Linked DNA regions of Mus musculus: regions 1 and 3 are each linked to region 2. A link is a loop called in an ENCODE intact Hi-C map of the cell type or tissue named here. Cell type or tissue: gastrocnemius. All regions are shown on one strand. Region 1 holds the start of Rab8b (RAB8B, member RAS oncogene family). Region 2 holds the start of Aph1c (aph1 homolog C, gamma secretase subunit). Region 3 has its middle 6.1 kb from the start of Lactb.

Region 1 (8,000 bases), 85 kb after region 2:
ATGTGTATTCCTCATAGTTCTTACTTTTAACAACTTCTTTTAAAATGTTAAAAACAAAAACAAAAAACAAAATGAGAAAACACTCTTAGCACAAAGCAGGCTGCAGGCCCAATCGGGCCCATAGGCTATACTGGATAAACTGACTCAAAGACAAATGAAGCCAGGAGAGTGAGTGGTATAGACAAAATGCCTAAGAGTGCTCTGCTGGCATTTTGCATCAACAATTACCAGTGTGGGGCTACGAAATGATTTGATGAGTTATCTCACATGTGGAAGGAATGTTAATGGCAGGGTGCACTATGATCTCTTGACCTGAAACTCCAGGCCTGGAAGGAAGAATAAAGGCCGTATGTGGAGTTATCCCTCCCCATACAGAGTCTCTCAGGACCATTTCCCTTCCCTTAATGCTAATGGAGATGGAAACACCTTAACTTCCCACCCTGACAGACACTTGTGCAAGTCCAACTACTCCCAGGAAAATGTGGATTTACAGAGAGGATCAAACTCATCCCAGCGATGAACGAGACACAGAGTTGGACTTGGAGCTTCAGTAGTACTCTGCTGGAGATGAAGAATTCGCATTTGTCAAGCTGAGACAGGGCATAAAGTGGATCATTTCTACAACTCACTCCACGTCAAACAATGACTACACTAAATAATGAAACCACTCAGGAAATACCTAACAGGAAGAAGGGGGCAGGGCAGAGGAGAGACGGGGAAGGGAATCAGCTTAGAAGGTCCCATTGTAGGGCAGAGTTGGGTCCTCTCAGTTCTACCAGCACCTTGTTTAATACAAGGCCATTTCAAGATGTCTGGGTGCCCTCATATCCATATTAAAATGCACCCATAACCTTCAGGAAACATACATGAAATAGTTTCACCATTTCTATCTAAACATTATATTTATAAATATTCACCTAATTGTTAATTATGATTATGTAAGGGAAGGGGCTGGAGTCAATCTAAAGTTTTTGGTTTTTTTTTAATTTTTCCAACATTTGAGCTAGTTAGTTGGCCTGAGGCATTAGGCCTGTAATTTCAAGTGACTAACTCAGCTTTACTTCATGATTTGCAAGTATTATCTGACTAATAGACTAAAAGAGTTCCAGAAAGCCACGTGAAAGAAAAGCTACCTTTTGTCACGCCAAAGAACAGGAAGGACTCCAAGTGGCAAACCTTTGAGAAACGAAGAGTATCTGAGACAACTGAACCTAGACTCAAAATGACTGTCTCCTCTTTCATGGATCCCCCATCCACAGTCTAAAGACAAAAGAACTGTTTTTAAACACGTAAACACTAGCAATGCACAATTAAAGCAAAAGCATATCTTCATAGTAAAAGGCAGACATGGGATGTATCTGCCAAATACACACAAACACAGGCCCTCAGAAGAGCTCTTTCCTGGGGCGTGGTGCTTATCAAATTTGTCAGCAGTACTACAAGAAGACCTTGTCAAGCTCAGTCACAGTAAAGCCCAGGACTTTACACAAATGGACACTTAAATTATGATAGGAAAAGAAGGGTCACCAACTGTCACTGAAACAACTTCATAATGGAGGTGTGGTGTGGAGCTTATCGGGAGTGACATTGCTGCTAGAAACTGTGCTTGTGGCCAGTCAGGAGTCTGTGGAACTTTTCTCGAGAGTAGTGTGAACTTCACCCGACTGTTCAAGCGTAATTGCAACTACACAGCATTTTGCTTTCAGGTATATAAGTTCTCTGGCTGTCTGCTACCACTTCCTGTTGGAGTTCTGGGGCTAAGTAAAAGATATGGGAGTTTCCCTCCTCCTATCAACTGAAGACATAGCTTGACACTATATTCACCACATTCACCACACAGAAGGTACAAAGACCAAGAGTTCACATGAGACTCACCATGTATATATACCTCCTAATCTCAGCTGTCGAAGGGTACCTGCTTTAATGTTTTAAATGTAACGTTTAAAGTGTGAAATGTAATACACTACACACACACACACACACACACACACACACACACACACACACAGAGATCTGTTGGGGTGGGGTGGCTAGGGATTAAGTCCAAGGCCTCGTCCATGTTAAGCATATACTATATAATTCAGTTAAACCCTTAGCCAAGAAAAGTGATTTTTAAAAGATAGTGTTAAAAGGTCCTTACAAGAAATGTGGGGGGAGTAGGGCGCTGGTAAATCTACTGCCGAGGAATCCAAGGAATTTAACATGCTGTATTAGTGAGATTTAGTCACTTTCTTTTCATTTTTTTTCCTTTTAAAAAAGTTTATGTGCCCATGTGTGCGCCTGGGTGGGAGATGTCTACGTGTGAGCGCAGCTGCCCAGAGAGGCCAGAAGAGGAGTCAGGAGCCCTAGAGTTGGAGTTGCTGGCTGACAGGTATTTGTGAGCCACCTGCTATGGGTGCTGGGATCTAACCTTGGGTCCCCAAGAAGAACAGCAGGTACTTTTAGCTGCTGAGCCGTCTCTCTTGCCCCAGACTTACTCAGTTGTGAAAGTTGAAGCAGGAGGAAAGTTCTGAGAAGTTTGCACGTGGAACAGACACTGTCCCCCACCCTTAACTTCTTAGGAACTGTCCTTTCCAAGCTGAGCTGCAGCATGCAGTCAACACTGAAGAAGAGTCCTTTGGGGCTTGGAAACTGATACCAGAAATGAATGTCCTTTAGCAGCTGTACCAGCTTGCACCAAGTCTCTTACAAATACACTTTCGAGAAGGGAGATGACATTTAAAATCTGCTTCCTCAGAAAAGTCCCACTCAAGACTAACTGCCAAGAACTCGCAACTCAAACTTCCTTCAGCCCAGATATCACAACACCCAAATTTCCATTCAGTCTGTAGGAAAAAAAAAAATCAGAATAAACCATGGAGACTCTTTACCAATACTTACACTGGAAAGTGCTCGATACCTACTTTTAAAATGTCACCTATTTTCAAATGCCACAAATATTTAAACACGGATTTTGTTTTGTTTTTAATTCAAGGTTTTTTTCCTGCATAAATGTATGTACACCATGTAAATGTCTAGTCCCCACGGAGGCCAGAAGAGGGTGTTGTATTCCATTAGAATTACAGGCAGTATGAGGTGCCAAGTGAGTGCTATGAACCAAACCTGGGTCCTCTGTAAGAGCAGCAAATCCTCCTAACCACCATAGCAACTTTCCAGCCCCTTTGACATACTTATTGTCAACACACTAGTTCCCCATTACTTGTGGATCACCTGGAAAGCCATTTGAAAAATGCTTTAAATAAGCTAGTATTAGAGGCCAGACAACCAAAAAGCTGATGAGTGAGTGGGCCACTGGACTGCAGCTATTTAACAAAGGAAATAATGTTAAGGTCATCCTACTGAAGGTTTAAAAGCAGTTTTGATGTGTTCTTCAGTTTACAACTTAAAGATCCTGTTTACCTGCACACAATGTCTTTTACTGAAGATACAAGAGCAGCTCCCAGTGAAGAGTGAGAAATTTTTTTCTTGAGTCAATTAGAAGTAATTGGGAAATATACAGTATGTTATGATTCACCTACAAAGTAATTAGAATCAAAGGAAACTACACAGGGAGGCAGGCGGAATGTACAGTCAATCACTTGGCTTGGATGTTACCAACTACACGAGCTCAAGAATTTACAAAGTTGAGAAACTTACTGCTGCTTCCCAAGACACGGAATAAGGCGGTGAACAATAAATTTCTTCTAACCACATCATCTCCCAAAGTCCCCAGCCCCTTTAATTCCTATAAACACTCAAAAGATTTTTAACACCCCGTAGACATTACTCCATCATTAGTCACTTTTTAAATCTCGATTCAAAGATGTCAAGAGAAAATGGAAACCAGCGTTCCCAGTTACTAGGGAAAGTCCTGAGCCCCGCGTTTTCCATTTCCTCTCTGATCTCTCAACCCCTGCACTGCATCCCCTGCTTCCCCTTCTCCTTTCTAGTTAACACTCAGCTCGCCTTCACTTTCTCCACCAAGTAGCCTCAAGTCGCCCTCGGGTCCTCCTGAGTCCTTCTCCCACCTACAATCTTCTGCATTTTCTCTTGGCATCTCTGTTCACACCTTTAGAGTCAATGTCGTTTTATCGCTTGCCTCCTGATCATTCAGTCAGTCATTCCCCTCAATTCCCTGTTGACCGCCTCCTAGTCTCACTTCTCTTGTCCCTGGTGTCCTCTGCCCCTTTACTTCATTTGAAGCCCCTCTTTGAGTCCTCAAACCTTCATTTCCCTCTTCACATTTCCTTCCTCTTTCCTGTCTTTCTAACCCACGTTCGTATTCACTCTCCCTCCCCTCCTTCTCTTTCCGTACGATTTCCTGTGTTCCCCCGACTCCGTCCCTCTGGGACGCCGCTGCCGCCGCCGCCCCGGAGCCCCCTCGTGTCCCCAACACCCCTGGTTTCCGATTGCTCCGGTTCCCTTTCGTCCGTCCGCAGTTCCGCATCCCCATCCGTCCCTTTCAGCCTCTCCGGCTCTCACTGCCCTCTCCGCGGCCCTTCGGGGTCCCCTTCTCCGGTCGCCAAGCCCTCGCGTGCCCTCTCCCAGGCCCCCAGGCACCCGCCCCCCTCGTCTCAGCTCCCGTCCCGGGCCGCGGCCGCTCCCTCACCGATGGTGGAGATAAAGGTGGTGTTGAAGGCGTCCTCTGAGAAGCGGAACAGGAGGCAGGTCTTGCCAACGCCGGAGTCGCCGATGAGCAGCAGCTTGAACAGATAATCGTACGTCTTCGCCATCTTCTCACTCCGGCCCTCTCTGACCGCCAAGAGCAAGGAGGCGGTGGAAAGCAGCGCGGAGGGGGGGCCTCTGGCGAGGGGGCGTGTCTGCCAAGCCACCCGCGCCCCGCCCCGCCTCTCGCCCCACCCTCTTGAGGCGACAGGCTCGCTCCTCCCCGTCCCAGCCAATCTGCCCGCGCCTTGTCATCACCCTCCGCCCCGCGAGGCTTTATGGGATTTGTAGTACTCTGGGAGAGCCGCGGGCGTGCCTCGCCCAAACTGTCCGAACAACCTCCCTGGATAACAAATCTGAGTGATGTAGGGTGGTGTGTTAAGACTTTCCATCCTTACAGGGAAAAGACGCTTCGTTTCAAACTCCTCTTCTTTTGCCAAGGGAACTTGACTTTGTTGTTTCTTTGTTTATGGGCATCTTTCAAATCCAAGACCTCGGAATCTAAGTCCTGCAGTTCGCTCATCTACTTGCCTGAACCCGGAGCTCGGCAAGCTTTCTTTGGAGATGCAAAGGTTCACGAAGTCTGTGAATTAGCTGCAGAGTATTACCCAGCCTCTCCCGTTCCCGCCCATTTCCTAGGCCCCCTTCCACAGCCCTTCAATTATAGAGCTCAAGGAGTGATGTTAGCGGGCTAATTTCATTCCCACTTGTGCCTTCTGAACTACAGGCCACAGCCAAATGCGATGATCATTTTAGAGGCTCTGCTTCATAGATACCGCCTCGCGCACCGCGGGAGGATGAATTCTTGAGAAAGAAAGAAAGAAAGAGAGAGAGAGAGAGAGAGAGAGGGAGGGAGGGAGGGAGGGAGGGAGGGAGGGAGGGAGGGAGAGAGAGAGAGAGAGAGAGAGAGAGAGAGAGAGAGAGAGAGAGAAAGAAAGAAAGAAAGAGAGGAGAGGGGAGAGAGGGGAGAGAGGGAGAAGAGAAGAGAAGAGAAGAGAAGATAAGATAAGAGAAGAGAAGAGAAGAGAAGAGAAGAGAAGAGAAGAGAAGAGAAGAAAGATGTGGGAAGGCTTGTGCTACGAACAGCTTATAAAATAGCGCCACCTGAGACAGGTGACGGGAACTTTGGCCATAGAAGATGTAGAGATTTAGATTTGGATTTAGTCTTTGCTAAGCCACTTCACAGCTGTGTGAAGTCTCACAGGCTTGACACGTCTCAGTTTTCTCATCTGTAAAGACGAATGAAAAACAAACTACTTCATAGGTTGTAGTGAAAATTAAATACTGAGTGTGAAAGCACTTTGAAACTTGGTAAGGTGCTGTGAAGTGTAGGTGTTAGTTGCGTTTAAATTTATCACTCCTCAGGAGGCTTTCAATTAATGGGTGGCAAAAGGAAGGGAGGAAATAGCACTTTGATGTATTCAATTCAAGCCTTCATTATTTATTACCCTAGACTAATTCTTTATTGTTCAGTGCTCTTTTATCTGCAAGTGGCAGAAACCCAGCCAGATCAAGCCCCTGTGAGACAAGGGTTTACTATCCAGATCATGAGGAAGGAGTGGCTAAGGGGGACCAGGAGCTTTATCTTGTCAGAAGTCTCTGTCTCATCTCTGCTTCTTTTTCAGTTTTAATTTAAAATATGTTAAATACCAACTGTCCTAACATACACACACACCAACAAAAATTCTTTTGGATGCCTCCATTTTTAAGAGTATTAAAGGGGCCCTGCCTGACAACAAACTATCTAAAACCCTCTAGGACAAAACTTACCTTAGAGACAAGGAAATACCTTCTAGCAGAGGTTGTTACAGGAAGCAGTGGAGTTAATCATTAGAATAATAATAAAAAAACTGGACAGTTAATTGAACACATTGACAAATTCTTCTAAGATTCAACAATGCCTGTGACTTCATGTACAATATCAGCAATGTTGCATGTCTGGTCCTATTGTAGCAGAAAATTTAGTTGTTCCTAATATTGACCATCACTTCCAGTGTAGAGAGAAGATGAAAGGTATCATTAGCTCATACTTATTGATCACACAATGCCCAGAGGGCAGCAGCTACTTTTGCCAACTTAATATCTAATGTCTAGAGTATGCCTTAGGTCAAAGCTGCCTTCAAAGTCATGGTTCTGAGGAAGGACTAAGTTCCCTTTGGAGAAGGGATCCCTGCCTTCTGGCATCAATCAAGCTTCTTTGCCCAAGCCAAATTCTGAAGCATGCCTCTGAGTAGGGCTTCACCAGGGTCTGAATGGTCCATGGCTCAGGTCCATTCCTTGGTCCTCATTCATTGAACAGAAGGAAAGAAGTCTTCAAAGTCCATTGGAGTTTTCCTAACTTTATTTTTAAATTTAAATCATTTTTTATCTTTATTGTGTATATGTATGTAATGGGGGCAGGGTTTGTGTCATGGCATATGTTTAGAGATCAGGAAAATATTGTGAGGTTGTTCTTTCCTTTCATGTTTACATAGATTTGGGGGATCAAACTCTGGTCATCAGATTTGTGTGTTCAGTCACCTCATTGGCCCTCTTCTTTTTAAGGATTTTTATCTATTGATATACTTTGGTGGGAGGAATGCTGGAGAGATGGCTCAATGGTTAATGCTAAGTTTCACTGACTGCTTTAAGAGGACTCTGGTTGGGTTCTCAGCAACCATGTGATGGCTCACAACCACCAAGAGACCTCCAGTCCCAAGAGACCTGATGCCCTCTTATGGCCCCTTTGGGCACTGCACACATGTGGCATGGTACACAGACAGGTACCACATGTGGTACACATATAGCCAAAACACCCATACATAAAAAAGTTTTTTTAAGGAAATAACTTTCGGTCCTACTATTTCAACTATTGGCAGTTTGTGTGTGTGTGTGAAAAGGGACATATTTATATAGTAAATAACTAAGTTCAGAAGAGAAATGCAAGTTAGGAAATTTAAAGTCCCTAGATTTCCTTAGGGGAATTTTGTTAATTAATGGGATTTAAAAAAAAAAATTCTGTCATATTTTCAGTTCCTCAGTATTTTTATACTACCACCTATGTATAATATTGGGACTTTCTAATCCTACATTTGTATACCAAGGTGAACTATTCAAGCATTTTGTTTGACTTTTTTTAAAAATCAGATTTTCTTTTCATTATGCATTATTAATTCTCAGATTTTATACACTGGTGTATTAAAGACAAAATTCACAGTGATAGTAAATGGGTAGCACTGATGCAAGCCATTTGCTCAAAGGTTTGATTGTGAATATGTTTGTAGAGTGGGGGCAACAGGTGACAGATTCTTTGTTGACATCATTTTTCAACTGGATGAGACTCTTCTAAAATGTCACATCACAATGATTCAAGGAAG
Region 2 (8,000 bases):
ACCTGTCAGTCAGTGCTGAAACAAAATGAGGTGAGAGGAACTCTAAGAACAGACCTGTCAACCAGAGAATACTTATTTCCCAGCCTCTGTGTGAATTGAAACTCCAGGGGAGCCAGGTGTGGGGCGCAGGTTTGTAGTCGTAGCACTTGGGAGACTAAGGTACTAGAACTACTGCATGTTCAAGGCCATCCTGGTCTATACAGTGATATCTACTCAAAAAGCCAACATAAAATACATTTTAAATATCAAGGAACAAATACTTATTACTGTTGGTCTACTTATTGCATAAATACAGAAATACTGCATGAATATCATTGCTTTATTAATCACTGTTCTGGTGATGTAGAATTCAATCAAAATAGCCATATGCACACTGTCCTCTGCTTTTCTAGAATCGAAAAGAACAATTTGCTATTTCAGTGTTGTCCATTTGGAAGCACTGTTTAGTAGGAAGGATGTGACCCAGATGTTTATGTGACTGTCTCTGCAGCAGAAACCAACTAATAAAATAAACCTACCATTCAAGGAACTCTTTTACATGTTAGTTAAACCTTATGAGTTATACAACAGCAATAATCGATTATCAACAAATGTATCAGTGCAGTTTAATCAATACGTTAGGATAATTTCTGTTTTGTGTAAGTTGTTTTTCTCTATTGGACACACTGTGGTACTGCAATCAGGAAGATATAAAGTTTCTAGCCATGATAGCCCATGTCTGAAATTCCAGTAAGGTCAGAAGTTCAAGGTCATTCTCAATTATATACTAGGTTGGAGGCCACGGGAGACTGCAGGAGACCCTGTTTCAGAGTAAAACAAAGCAAAATAAAACAAAACAACAACAAAAAACGCAAATGGTGTATTTCTATACAGAACCCTTGTTAATCTCACACTCGCACATACACACAAAAAAGAACAAGACAGAGGTGGTGGAGTCCCCTTTAATCCTAGCACTTGGGTGACAGGCAGTTGGAGCTCTGTGAGTTCAAGGCCAGGCTGGCTTTATAATAAGCTCCAGGCCAGTCAGTGTTACATAGTGAGATGCTATCTTAAACAAACATGAAGAAAATGATTTATCAATAGTTTCACAATTTTATATTGTAAAATTTGGAACTTCTAATTTTTGTTCCTGGGAACCTTAACAAATGTAATGGAGAATTTAGACTTGTGCAAACAGATGAGACATCCCACCAATCTCTGTCATGTTTTGTGCTTTCTCACTTCCTAATGTTAACAGGGAACTGTTGGTGCCCCAACATTTCCTCTCTCGAAACTGCTACACATCAAGAGGAAGTTTATTCCACTTCTGGATTTATGTATTTAAGATATTTGAGGTTTTTCTTGCTTGTTTGCTTGGTTTTTGAGCTGGTCTCGTGTCACTGGCTGGCCTCACTGTCGTTGGAGAGTAAAGAGTACAGGGATGCCCCACCATGCCCATTTTATTATTTTACTTAGCTAGGGACACTGTTAGTTTATCTGTCGGTACACTGTGAGGCTGAGTTATTTAGAAAACAACTCTGGTCAAGGGCTTTAATCACATTGTAGCAAAAGCATATGGTGAAAATCAGGCGGTAACAAAAGGGGACGCATCCACTGCCAACTGCCAAGGGGAGAGAAGGGCTTAGAAGCAACAACCACACCTTGAACTGAGGAGTGCTGAGCCTTGACAGGGACCCTGTGACAATCATGTGGCTGAGATTTCAATGGCACAGGACAAAAGTAGAACCATTTTGATTACCCTGTGAAAATATCCAGTTAAAGTCAGCCTGTAGGCTGAGGGGGAGGGGCATGGATTGTTTGCCTATTATGTGCAATACCCTGCCCTCAACGCCGAGTACTTTAAAATAAAAAGCAACAATAAATTAAATCTTTATGATGGTAATAACTAACTTTTGCATATCACAAATATTCAACACAATTAGATGTCCTCCCTGTAAACAACTTAAATGTTACATTTTGTTTCTTTGAAAGCTCTGGGCTCTTTCATGGCCACCATGCCCAGCTTAAAATGTTAGTTTTTCCTCTCTTTCTTTAATTTTTAAAACAATACTGGAGATCAAACCCACGGGCTCTGGGCAGGCTAGCATGGGCTCTACCAACTTGAGCTACATTCTCTGTCCTAAACATTACTTCCAACATTTACTTAATGCTCTTTACATTTTTTCCCAGAGACTACAAATTTTCATGTTAAACCTTTTCAAAAGTATATTTTTAAAGTTACATTTATTTATTATTTATTTTCTGTATGTGCATACTCCTGATCACATAAATGCCATGGTATACATGTGACGGTCAAGAGACAACTTGAAGTCCTTTCATTTTTTTCTACCTTTAAATGGGTGCCGGGGCTTGATCTCGGGTCATCAGGCTTGGTGGCAAGCACGTTTACCCACTGAACCATCATCTTGCCAGGTACTCCAAAGCTATGCTTTTTTTGCTACTAAGAAATGGCTTCCTGGTTTTCAATTTGTAACTTAAATTGCCTCATTATGAAAAGGGAACTCAATATCTACTGCTAAAAGCAAGATGTTTTTAAAAATCCAGAATAACAACATGTTAGGAAGGGAGATGACCAGAAGCCTGTCCCAGGGGGTGTTGCTGAGACTTACTTTAGGTTTTATCTATGAACTTCGTGGAGAGTCTGAGTGGCAGGAACGAAAACATTTGTTACTCCACTGACCTTACCACAGAAGCAAGGCTAAACTCATAACTTCCTGAAAGAACATAAGAACCTAGGGCTCCAAGTCCAAGCTCTGACTCAAATTACTGGTTTCATGTGACGTCCTCATGGGTCCTTCAGCTGATCATATCCTAGTCCCAAATGAAAGCTCATCTCACACACACACACACACACACACACACACACAAGCCAGTCCTCGTGACAGTCTCTCCCACTCTCTGTTTTTTTTTTTTTTTTTTTTTTTTTTTTTAAGAGAGGCTTCACTATACTCTGTGGATGTCAAGGAACTCACTTTGTAAACCAGACTGGCCTCAAACTCACAGATCTCTGCCTGCCTCTGGGGATTAAGGTGTGCACCACCAGAGCTTCTGTTTTACCTTTGCACCTCCAGTTCTGACAAAGTATCTGGGAAAATTCTCAAGAAACACTTTTGGGAGGAAGGAGAAGGAGGGAAAGGCAAGGGAGCAGGGGAGCAGGGGAGCAGGGGAGCAGGAGGGTGGGAGGGCGGGCGGGCGGACAGGCAGGCAGGCAGGCAAGCCAGGTCATAAATTTAAATACAATTTTCAGGCTAGAAATGTAACAACCACCAAATCATAATTCAAGTCTAACTGGGAAAATAAAACAAACATTTAACTTACTTTAACAGCTTATAATATGCGAGCCTGAACAGCTCTTGGATACAGACAGAGAGCAACGCTCCGAAGATGAGCAGATAATTCTGTACTGATTCATCTCTGTTGTTAGTAATGACTCTCACTAGGAACCAAAACATGGACGAAAGCAGGAGAGACACCAACCAGAAGAAAGCACTGGAACGTAGAAGACAAAAGTCACGAGTTAACAGAAGCACAGGAAACAAATATCTTGATCTTTTTTAGGAAAGAACCCCTTCACATGGTATTCCGAATCAGCATTTGCTAATCAATGGTCCATTTTCCTCCTAGTGAAAAAACAGTCCAAGAGGAACGTCAGATGCCCTCAACAAGGACGATTCAGTGACCCTGTCTGTGTACACCAGAACACTATCTGCCAAGGACTGGCAACGAGGAAGTTGGTTACTGCTTTGCCTCATTGGTGTGCCATAGAAACATATAACCAGTGGCTGTTACAATTTTCATATCCTAGAAAATGTGAATTTAATGGCTTAGCTGTCTGTAAAGATAAGTATCTTTTCTGAAGGAAAACAAACACCTACACCTGTATTTATTGTGTGCACCATGGAAAACTCAGAAGTTGAAAACCCATGCTGTGGTCTAGTTGTTTTCCAGGCCCGGTTCTTACAACCTTCCTGTGGACTTTAAGGACACAGCAAGCTTGACGTTCAACAGACTCTATTGATTTTTAATGCCAACAGCGAAGGAGCACTATTTATTACAGGAAAAAAGAACGCAGAGAGGCTGGAGTTCCTGGCTAGCCAGTGAGTTGCCTGGGTGCCAAGTCTCAGAAACTCAGTCTCAGCAGGTGCAAAGGGATCAAGACCGCAGTCACCAGCAGAGTTAGATATTTACCAAGTTCTCAGCAAGACTGGTCAGGTGTTGCAGCGGTTTTCTCAGGCTTTCACCATTGGCTGCACCCCAACCATTACCCAGGGGCCTACAAGAAAAATCTGAGCCCAAATTCCTCACAGGCATTCTGAGTCCAAGAACGGGGGTTGAGGAGGTGGACAACTGATCCCCAGGTGTCTTTAATGGCAGAGAGTGAGAACAGCTCTTCGATGCCGCTGAGCACTGAGTGAAATGAGAAATTCCTACGGAAAGACTAAGGCTCCATACACGAATGTATCCACTTATTCCCATCTTCCACAGAAGCCAAGACCCGCAGGACTCGCCTGCTCAGCCTGAACCCCCTCCCCCCAGTCTTGGACAGTCCCACAAGCTGGGAGCCACTGGGAGATGGGGATCCCGGGGTCGTGGAAACCCAGGAGAGGGAGGGACCCGCGGTGTCCGGGACTCGGCTCAACCTCACCCAGCGATGAGGAAAATGACGCGCAAAGGGTCGGTGGCGATGGTGAAGAGGTAGAGTGCGAACGCGGGCCCGAAGGCGATGAAGGCGCAACCGAAGAACACAGGCAGCGTCATGGTACCCACAGAAGCCAGTCCCGGGGGACCTGAGTGGATCCGAGGTGACTGGGACGATTTCTTAGCGGAATGCGGGGCGGGGCAGGCCTGCCAGGTACTCCGGGCTCGATCAGAGAAGGGGGCGGAGCAAAGCCCGGGAGGCGGGGCCTCGAGGTGCTCCAAGGCTTTTTTGAGCGGAGGGCGGGACGTACGAGAGGCGGTGCCTTAGGGGCGGTTTCTGGCCAATCAGAGCCTGGGGGCGGTGCAGGACACAGCCAGTCAGAGCAGAGGGCGGAGCGGCGCTCTAGATGAAGTGCCTTGAGATGCTCCGCGGCTTGTTTTTGCAGAGGGCGGGGTGGAGTCGAGGAGGCGGGTCCTCGAGCTGCTCCACAGCAAGGCAGGACTGGGCGGGGGCGGAGCTCGAAAAACAGAGCCTGTATCGCACAACGGTCAGTCGCAGAGGGGTGTCCAGGCGGATCTCGGGAGGTAGTTCCAGGAGGTGCTCCAGGCGCTGAGAGCGAATGGCGGTGCAGGATTCGGGAAGCTATTTCTTGAGAGGCTCAGAGTACTGTTAGAACCTGTGCAGCGGCATCGAGAAGCTGTCAGAGAGGCGGTTCCTCGAGGGGCTCCACGTGCTGTCAGAACCGGGGCGGCCTCTAGTGTCTCTGCGTGCGTACAGCGCAGGGGACAGGGCCTCGAGGGGCTTCACAAGCGGTCAGAGCGGAGGTGCAGCCTGGAAGGATTCGGTGTGCGGGCAGGCTGGGCAGCAACGCGGCCTCCTGGGACTCCACGTGCCGTCAGACTGCGGGGCGGGGCCTTGAGGGCTGGGCAGTTCTTCAGAGCACTCGGGGTGCTGAGAATGGAAAGGGGTCCTTCAAGGTTTCTTCTCTAGGTTTCTTGGGGCAATGAAAGTTGCCCGCCGAACTGGGCGGGCGCCTAGACCTCCGAGAGGCAAAGGGCTACACCAAGCCTCAGACTTGCCAGCGCTGCAGGTCCTTATTCCAAAGCGTGGCTCACTGAAGACTTAAAAGCTGTGCCCCAGCCCTCTTGCCTGTGGGTACACATTGTCCCTGGTGCTGGCCAACTGTAAGGTGGTCTAAGGGAGATTACCAGGCCACTTTTGTGCTGAAGGTCAATTGAAGTAAACAGCAGGACAGGGGCACGGTTCCTTTAAAGTAAGTATTTTTTCTGTGTCCGTGGTTGCAGGAATGTGGGGCTCCCATCCTATGTAAAAATCCAACTGGGCTGGTATGACCCAGGTGAATCATCCCCTATGGAAAAGGAATAATGAAATACTGACGAGTTGTTCTGACAAGTTGGTTTCTGTGCCACTAACAGCCCTGATCTCCAAAAACTTAAAAAATTTTAAAGGCATTCTCTAATCATATCTGAATTTAAATTTCAGGACAAACAACCACAGCTATGTTAAGAATGCTACAAGGTTAATATTGACTAATTACATTCATGTTTGTGGAGAATTGAAACGCTGTAGATACAGAGCCAATATCTTGGGCTATCTAGCCTCTTTAACAGCTATTCATTCCCACCTCTGCATCTGCTCTAATGCCCTTGTGACTATCACGTGACAGGTTTTTTCCTTCATATTTACTACTAGCCTCCACAAACCCCAAAGCTAAGAATGTCATCGGATTGCAGCATCTGACACCTGTAGCAGAGATTTCCCTGCTCTGCTCTGCCCCACTTACCTGATATTTCCAATAATGCATCTGAAAGGGGCCTTGATTTATTACTTTCTTTTGTAACTGTAAAAACTTCATGTACTCATTTCCATGTGGGAAAACAGTATTTGGGGCAACCCCAATACTCTGTTCCCCAGGCCAAGATCACTCAAATTTGGCTGCAGAATAAACAATTTTGAAATGAGAGCTGTGTTTTGCTTGACATTCTTATAGTAACATCGCTTTGCTATACATTCAATCACAAGTCAATTTCAGTGATGCATCTGTCTTCCTGTTTAAATGTAAACTTCCAGAGGGAAAAGACTTTGTTATTTCCCAGTGCCTAGAAGAAACTAAAGTAAGGAATAGAATAATCTTGAAGATGAAGCATTGAAGCATCTGAAATCTATTAATTTCATAATTTCTAAGAAGCTTAAGAATAAAGATTATAAAGTTCTCTGGCCATTCATATTTAAGATACATCTTTATTCATGTTAAGTGAGACTACCTCATGAGTTATCTTGAGGACCAAGCCTGACACACCTATACATTCTGAATATCCATTGCTATAGTCTGCATCTGACCTGTCTCCTTCTGGCCAAGTTTGAACACTTGGACCCCAATTGGTGGCACGGTTCAGGAAGGTTGTTGACTCTTCAGGAGGTAGAGCACTGATGGAAGAAGTGGTTCATTAGGGATGGGCTTGAGGTTTTGTAACCCAGTCTGATTTCCTGATCATCATTGGCTTTGTGATTGTAGATGCAATGTGACCAGCTGCCTCTCCTCTTCTTGCTATGCCTTTCCCACCTTCATGAAGTGTAAGCTCCTCAACTGTAAGCCAAAAGAAACCGTTCATCCCTGAAACTGTTTCGTGTCAGGTATCTTGTCAACAGCAATAAGAAACATAACTAATACACCCATCACAAATGGTTCTGGGAAAGCCTCAGTAAAAAGACACTGAGAAAAGACACTTTCTCACTGGTAGAAAAAGCTGGGAACTAGTTTAAGGCATTTTGTTTATCATGTCTGAAAAATAAGAACTATTTCTTACAGAAGCTGTCATCTTTGCCACCTTAAACAGTCACATGTACATTTATTCCACTCTATATTTATTAGTTTGAAACAGGGTCTCATTACATAGCTCTGACTGGCCTGGAACTTACTATACAGACCAAGCTGGCTTTGAACTCATAAAGGACTCTTCCTCCTTAGCACTGGGATAAAATGTCTGTGCCACCATAGTAGGCCTATTTTTTTTTTTTTAAGTTATGTATAGGTGTGTATGTCTGTGTGTGGGAATGTGCACATGAGGGCAGGTGCCCACAGGGGCCAAAGGCATCTGGCCTCATGGGACTGCAGTTACAGACAGTTGTGAGCCACCTCATGTGGGTTCTAGGAACTGAACATTGGTCTTCTGGACGAACAGCAAGCGCTCTTAAGAGTTCCAGCTGGGGCTGGAGAGATGGCTCAGCGGTTAAGAGCACTGACTGCTCTTCCAGAGGCCCTGAGTTCAATTCCCAGCAGCCACATGGTGGCTCACAACCATCTGTAATGGGATCTGATGCCCTCTTCTGGGGTATCTGA
Region 3 (8,000 bases), 150 kb after region 2:
ATTATTTATGTGTTTTCATATACAAAAAGATAAAACTTGAAAGTGTACTAGATTTTCCCTCCTATTGTGTCGTGGGGATGTCTGCTCCTTCACACAGGGAGAAATACTAAAATCACCACAGGGAAAGAAAAAGATGGATGCAGCTGCCAATGAATGAACTATGATACAATCAATGTTCTTTCCAAAATGTTTGCATTTTGTAACTGTAGTTACAAGGATATCTGCTTCAGGCCATTTTAGGTAGGTGTGTGTGTGTGTGTGTGTGTGTGTGTGATATTCCTGCAGTTATGGCTATAACAGTTTGTTTATGCATTTACTAGTGGACTGTGCCTTTTCTAGTTTCAACCATTGAACATGAAACTGCTACAGACAACCACAATGTCTTGTTATAATGCAGGTTTTCATTTCTCTTAGAAATTATAGTTGGAGGTGGAGTGCAGAGCCATTGCATAACTCTGTATTTAATTGCGCTCCCAGAAGCAGCATTTCACCTGCCCACCAGCACTGCATGATAGTTTCAGTTCCTCAGTGTAGCTGCCAGCACTGGCTTTCTTCTTTTCTGTCTTTCTTTTTTTCTTCTCCTTTCTTTTTTTAGCCCTGGCTGTCCTGGAACTCACTATGTAGACCAGACTGGCCTCAGACTCAGAGATCCACCTGCCTCTGTCTCTTGAGTGCTGAGAATAAAGGCACTGGCCCAGCTCCAGCTTCCTGCTGACAGCCACCCCAGCAGGCAGGAACTGGATCTCACTGAGGTTTTGCCCTGCATTTCCTCTGAGAGCTGATGCTGTTAAGGTCAGTAGCTATTTACACATCTTTTCCTTAGTTGTAAGTGCTGTTTTCTTATTAAGATATATTTTATGTATACCACTAGCTTGCACATTAATTAACACTATAATAAGATGATATGCATAGTCTTCACAGAAGAAAAAAGGAAGGACTGGGGTTAAAAAAAAATCCCTTCCCCCAACAAGTAATAAGTTACTTTTTCTTACATTATTTAAACTTTGTGTATGTTTTGCATCATGTATGGGTACCATGTGTATGCAGTACCCATGGAGGCCAGAGAGGGGGTGGATCCTCTTGTAAATGTAGCTACAGACAGTTATTAGCTGCCATGTGGGTGCTGGGTATCGAACCTGCTCCTCTGGAAAGACAGGAAGTTACTTTTTCTAAGTAGGTCAATGGAGAAATATATTCAGCAACTAGTCATGTCTAATTGCTATTGCACTGATGGTCAATGGAATTTAAAAAGAACCATTATGAATTCAATGTCCTGGATATTAAAGCAGCACACACATCTTCATATAGAGTAATGTCTATTCAAAGCTTCTACACTCACTATGTTCCTTTATGTGTATGCGTATGCCTAAGTGTATGTAGGCGCTAGCCTGGGGTGCCCATGGAGGCCAGAAGAGAGGATCAAATCCCCTAGAACTGGAGTGACAGAGAGTCAGGAGGACCAAACCCTGGATACTCTGCAAGAACAGCAAGTAGTCTCAACCACTGAGCCATCTCTCCAGCCCCACTATTTGATTGATTGATTGATTGATTGAGATAGGATCAGGTTGGCCTGGAATTCACTAAGTACCCCAGCTAGTCCTCAAACTCTAACCTCCTGCCTTAATGTTACAAGTGCTGAGATTACGTGTGTGCACCATCAGGGCTGGATCTCCTGCCCATTTATTTTATATTTTTAAATATTAATTTTATTTTACTTTATATGTGTGAATGTCATACCTGTATGTGTGTATGTGCACGATGTGTGTGCCTAGTCCAAAGAGAGGGTCAGGTTCCCTGCAACTGGAGTTATAGCTATTGTGAGCCATCACGTGGGTCCCGGAAATTGAACCTGGGTCCTCTGCAAGAGCAACAACTGTTCTGAACCACTGAGCCATCTCTTTGCCCCCACCTTCCCATTTCTATAACAGTATTGAATGACAAAATGAAGAAGCCACTAGTGGGTTACAATGAAGTCGGGGACTGGGGTGGGGGAAGGAGAGAAGTGTGCTAAGTACAGTTTAAAAGGCTGAGGTGAAGGATCATGGAGGTGACAGGCCTGTTCAGCTTGTCTGTGGAGTAGGACACAGGCTTTACTGGTCATTAATTGTCATAGAAACACAAGTACACAAAGAGTAGAAGAGAAACCGGGGCAACCTGAATTACATTAATAGATTCTATTTATGTTACCGTCTTAGCTATGGTACTTTACTGTAGTTTTTTTTTTTTTAAATGTTACCAATTTGTCTTTTTTTTTTAAAGATGTATTTATTTATTATATGTAAGTACACTGTAGCTGTCTTCAGACACTCCAGAAGAGGGAGTCAGATCTTGTTACAGATGGTTGTGAGCCACCATGTGGTTGCTGGGATTTGAACTCCGGACCTTCGGAAGAGCAGTCGGGTGCTCTTACCCACTGAGCCATCTCACCAGCCCCCCAATTTGTCTTTTTAAAACAGTTATGGGATCTATAAGTAATAAATTTTATTACTTACCAGGGCATGTGAATATACAATTATTTCCAAATAAGGTTAAGTTTAAAAATGCAATAAAAAAAAACCCTGATCAGTCTCATAATGTGTCCCTTCAAGTACTGTCCTTAATAAGGCTATATTACACAACCTTCAAAGCTCAGCTCGGGTCTTGTGTCTTCCCGTAGACGTCACTGGTCAGAACCAGCCAACTGTTTCCTCTGCCTTGATCTTCTGTGCCTTCTCTGTTGTGCCAGCTGTTCGGATCTAGGTGGCAACCCTCTGAAGGCACAGCTTCGCCTCTGCATTTCTCTCCCCATATATAAAGCTCCAGATTGCTTTGTCTTGGCGGGTCTGAATCCTGATGATAAACCTAGTCGTCACTTTATCTGTAACCTCACTATAACTATATTACAGGTTGCTGTGAAGGTTAAATGTACTACAACATGAAAAGGAGATCAAGTGAGTAGACATTTTACTGAAAACAGAAACAATGAGCTGGAGAGATGGACCAGCAGTTAAGACTATGTAACTGCTCTCACAAAGGCTCTAAATTCAGTTTCCAATCCCATACCGGGCAGTGGAGGCCATCCTACAACTCCATTTTCAAGGATATGCCGCCCTCGTCTGGTCTCTGTGGGCATTGCACTCATGCAGAAATCCATACTCGGAGACACACAGACATACACATAATAATTACAGATACATACAAAAGTAAAATAAGATAAGATGCCGTGTGAGGAGTGGTGAGGAGGGTGTGACCCCAGGCTTCAGCTTGATACTTGTTTCTAAAATTACCACAGGGAAAGAGCAAAGACCTACTGAGAGTGAATGCCCAGTGCTCTATCATCCAAATGTTTGCATTTTGCAGCTGTAGTGACATCAGTATCTGCTTCTGGACATTTTAGGTGTGTGTGTGCGTGTGTGCGCGTGTGCGTGTGTGTGCATGCACGCATAATATATATTCATATACATGAAAATTGTGCTGGTCTATATACATATATGTATGTAAATCATATGTATATATGTATATAAATCAGCACACTTTTCAAAAATAAATGTTAACACCACGAATATCATCCTTGAGTGTTGTCCTTGCTTATATTCTCTGTGTTGTTCCAATTTTAGTGTATGTGCTGCCAAGGCAGTTATACCCCACAACAGAACAGGAGGACAACTCTGGAACATTTTCAAGTTTTAACTTCCCTAGGAGGCTAAGGCAGGGGGGGGGATTTCAGACTCAAGGCCCACATGAGTCACTGTCCTAATTTGGTTTCTGCTGCTTTGTGATTAAAAAACAAAAAACAAAAAAACAACAAAAAAACAACAACAACAACAACAACAACAACAACAAAACCTGACCAAAACCAGTTTGGGGAGGAAAGGGTTTATTTGACTTACAGGCCACACAGTCCATCACTGAGGGAAGCCAAGGCAGGAACTCAAGGCAGGGATCTGGAGGCAGGAACTGAAGCACAGGTGCTCAGGTGCTCCTAGGGGAGCACTGTCTACTGGCTTTCTTCTTATGGCTTGTTTAGCCTGCTTTCTTATACCACCCAGGACCACCTGCCCAGGGGTGGTGCCATCCACAGTGGGCTGAGTGCCCCCCACACCAGTCAATTACTTCCCCCTCCCCCAGATAATTCCTCAATCAAAGTTCCCACTTCCCAGATGTGTCTAGGCTTGTACTAATTGTAAACAAAACAAAACCAACAAACAATAACAAAACACCCAGCACCGCTGTATAGCCAGATTCTGTCTCAAGACAAAATAAAATAAAACAAGCCAAAAGAAAAGAAAAGGTTTGCCAGGAACCAATATTCTTTAGTAGCTCTGCTTCACACAAGGGCTGCCCTCCAGTTAAACACGTTCACACAGGCTTCCCTCCACCCACAGCATGTCTTCCTATCAAGCTCTCTGTTTAATTATTTGGTGGACGCCCAGTGGTTAAAGACCAAATAAGGATTCAGTTTCAATCACTGGAGGAGCCAGTCTGTTCTGCTCCTAGATGGAAACTTAGAGAATAAATAGTCTTTTCTTGAACTGTCTTAATGACCCTTCGAAAGAAAGTCACCAAGGACTGTGAGTGCATCCTCTCTGCCATCGTGGGAATTTGGAAACTCTTCAGAACTGAGCTGAACCCTGAGGACCTCACTAGACTCCGGGTCCTCTCCACACAGGCCAGTGGATTCTGTAATGGATTCCGTAGAGACGGCCGCCAGTGTACTCTGCCTGTACTGCAGGCCTTGTGGGCCTCATGATTTCACTGATGACTGAGCAGGGTAAAGCTTGGTCATTCAGTCAGGTCACCTCTCCTATAGCCTCGGACACATTTACCTTCTGGGAAAATAGAAAGGAGTTGTTGTTGTTGCTGTTGTTGTTGTTGTGGATCAAAAACAAAGAATGGGGCTGGGTAGATCATTCAGTTAGCAAAGTGTTTCCTGTGCAAACACAAGGACCCGAGTTCAGCTCCCCACCACCCACACACATAAAAAGCTGGATGGGGGCTGGAGAGGTGGCTCAGAGGTTAAGAGCACTGACTGCTCTTCCGAAGGTCCTGAGTTCAAATCCCAGCAACCACATGGTGGCTCACAACCACCTGAAATGAGATCTTCTGGTGCGTCTGAAGACAACTACAGTGTACTTATTTATAATAATAAATAAATCTTTGGGTCGGAGCAGTCAAGGATTGAACGAGTAGGGCCGACCAGAGCAAGTGGGATTGACAGGAGCGAGCAGAGGCCCTAAATTCAATTGCCAACAACCACATGAAGGTTCACAACTATCTGTACAGCTACAGTGTACTAATATACATAATATAAATAAATAAATCTTTAAAAAATCATTATTAAAAAAAAAAAAAGCTGGCAGACATGGCCTGTGCATCTGTAGTCCCAGCACGGGGGAGGTGGAGACAGATGACTTTCTAGAGCTCATTGACCAGCCTGCTCAGCCAAAGCTGTGAACTCCAGGTTCAGTAAAAGACCGTGTCTCCAAAATAAAGTGGAGAGAAAGTGGAGTCAGGTGCCAGGTGTGGTGGCACATGAGTGCGTATAACGCACACACACACACACACACACACACACACACACACACGGCATGAAGTAGCCTATATTTATTTTATCCTTACAGTTATAAGTAACTTTCCAAGTGTTGAAAAGCCAGAGTCCACGGAGAGTAAATGACCCTTCATTCTGTCATACTGCTTCTTTATAACAAACAGTATTTGATGTGCTGCTCTTGGGAGGAGCCACGCTGTCCTACCATTCGTTCACAAGGCCAGTGGCCATCAAAAGGCTCACAAAGGGCTTGTTCTTGCTGCAGTTTCCTTAGCTCAAGCACCAGGGATGGGTTTCTGAGTCCGTCAGGATAAGCATCTTCCAGGATTTTCGCACAGGGATTTGATATAGTGGTGGGTGAGCATCTGGGGGTGGGAGTGGGGGGGGGGTTCACAGAGCAAAGGTCACCAGCTGCAAGGGAGAGGGTGAGAGGCAGCTGATAGAATTCAGTCTGCATGTGTCCGATGCCTGGTGAGTAACTTTGGAACCTGGTCCATCATTAATCCACTCTAAGTAAGGATTTCCAACAACAACAACGTAAAATATACAGAGAGCAGATGGTAGGAGCCACAGGCAAGGGCTTCAAGCTCAGCTCTCAATACCAAAATGGCGCCCCACTCCAGGGTAGTCATTTCCCCTCTGAATTGCAGTCTATGTCTGTAAGCCAGCATGTACTCCATGGCCACTTTCAGTCATATAATGCAAACATTCTAAATGTCCTAGCAAGGGATTCTAGGTGCAGGTAATACTCAAGAATGGTTCCCATCCCCCCACTCCCTGTTCCCAGCAATAATAAAAATGTTACTTTTAAAAGTTGGGATAGTCTTAGAGATGTTTGGAAGAAGGGAAGTTCTTTTCTAGAAGTTTCTTTGGGGGGCTTCTCTCTCTGTGCCTCATAGTACTTAGCATAGTGCTCCTTACCCAGTAGACACTCAACTAACTTCCCTCCCCTTCCCTCCTCTCCCCTCCCCTTCCTTTCCTTCCCTCTCTCTCCATTCCTCCCCTTTCTTTCCCTCTCTCCCTTCCTTCTTGACTGCCTGCCTGCTTCTTTCTGTCTTGTTTGTCTTACTATGTGGTCTTGTATATCCCAGGCTTGCCTCAAACTCACTCAACAGCCAAGGTTGATCTCAAATCCCCCCGGATCCTTCTGCCTCTACCCTCCCCGTGCTGGGATCCCAGGTGTGCGCAGCCCTGCCTGGTTTTATGCAGGGCTGGAGCTTTGTGCAAGCTAGGCAAGCCAACTGGGGAGTGAGCCACAGCTCCAGCCCAGCATGTTCCTTGTTAAGGAACAGCATCCAGGGTTTCCTCAGGGCGGGAGACACCTCTCAAGCTCCTCTGTCAGTGCTCTACCCAGCCTGTAATTGAGCACTGACTACTGATAGCATCTCGCTCTCTAGCCTTTCTAATTAGCTCTCATCCATCTGAGTGTTTTCCAGTAGGCCAGGCTTTGGGGATGCCCCTGAGGATGACACATGACTGGGGAAAGGATCAGGGATCCCGAGGCTGATGAGAAGTTTTTCTTGGTCCTTAACAGCTTTTGGCATATGCCAGTTCTAGCCTTTATTACATTTACTGATTGATTGATTGATTGATTGATTGATGATTGATTGATTGATTGAATATGTTGGGGGTGGGGCATGTATGAAGTGACATGGTGTGGCAGTAAGAGGACAGTCTTCAACAGTTGGTTCTCTCCTCCCACACTTTGGGTCCTAGGGATCAAACTCAGGCTGTCAGCCTTGGTGGCAAGTGCCTTTATTGGCAAAGTCCTTTCCCCCAGTCCATTGTATTGCCTTTGAAAATGTGTCAAGGGAAGGCATGATGGGGGATATTTGACCTCAGAATGGAAACCACAGGCTTGGGAAGCAGCCTTTGATTAGTTGGGAAAATTGTCTTTCTAAACCTATTCGTATATGTACCAAAACGTCATGACCATCTTACATATGCACAATGTAGTATCTAAAGCAATTGCATTCATCAATTTTATTTATCCGTTGGAGCCTTGTGATTTGGACAGTGAGCCATACCTCCAAAAGGTTCATATTTTGAAGGCTTGATCCCAGCTGGTGGCACTGTTGAGAGGCGATTGGGTCATGAGAGCACTGACCTCTAGCCTCATCAACAGACCGAGCGGGTCATTAGGAGGTAGGGTCTGGCTGGAAGACCACAGATCTTGTGTCTTTGAAGGGCACACCTCGTCTCTGGCCCCTTCCTATCTAATTGTTTCTTTGCTGCCGGACTTGAGCAGCTTTCTTCCATGGTGCCCTTCCACCTCGGTGTCCTGTCACATCACAGGCCGTGAACAAAAGGATGGGTTGCTGGGATGAGGTGGACTTGTGACTCTTCTTGTTGCTGTGGCAAAATGCCCTGACAAAAACAGCCTCGGGAAGGAAGGGGTTGGTTCACAGCTCGAGTGTACAGCCCACCGCTGTGGGGAAATCACAGCGGAAGTCACAGTGCAGGAGCGGGAGGC

Evidence for each region. Hi-C counts contacts between places; a loop is a spot of excess contacts. Peaks named below come from ENCODE experiments on the same cell type or tissue, not always from the same donor. Only the 100,000 strongest peaks of a DNase experiment are listed, where the experiment ranks them.
Region 1: it touches region 2 in a loop (2.1-fold over the local background); 8 of 42 quality-filtered maps call a loop at or near these places.
Region 3: it touches region 2 in a loop (2.8-fold over the local background); 2 of 42 quality-filtered maps call a loop at or near these places.

What each region holds. Positions count from the first base shown.
Region 1 is chr9:66,914,922-66,922,921 of GRCm38, forward strand. Rab8b (RAB8B, member RAS oncogene family) reads right to left here and starts at 4,784. Exons shown (of 8, transcript NM_173413.3): 1 at 4,589-4,784. The coding sequence starts at 4,712. In gastrocnemius, a CTCF peak has its summit at 7,364 (motif pointing left); DNase peaks (open chromatin) are centred at 4,832, 5,265 and 7,359; H3K4me3 peaks cover 3,226 bases; H3K27ac peaks cover 5,115 bases.
Region 2 is chr9:66,829,841-66,837,840 of GRCm38, forward strand. Aph1c (aph1 homolog C, gamma secretase subunit) reads right to left here and starts at 4,866. Exons shown (of 6, transcript NM_026674.3): 1 at 4,646-4,866; 2 at 3,319-3,489. The coding sequence starts at 4,758. In gastrocnemius, a CTCF peak has its summit at 4,179; DNase peaks (open chromatin) are centred at 4,296 and 4,991; H3K4me3 peaks cover 1,965 bases; H3K27ac peaks cover 2,851 bases.
Region 3 is chr9:66,977,570-66,985,569 of GRCm38, forward strand. No RefSeq gene overlaps it. Among named protein-coding and RNA genes, the nearest start is that of Lactb, 6.1 kb to the left of the region's middle. In gastrocnemius, a CTCF peak has its summit at 3,109 (motif pointing left); DNase peaks (open chromatin) are centred at 701 and 3,096.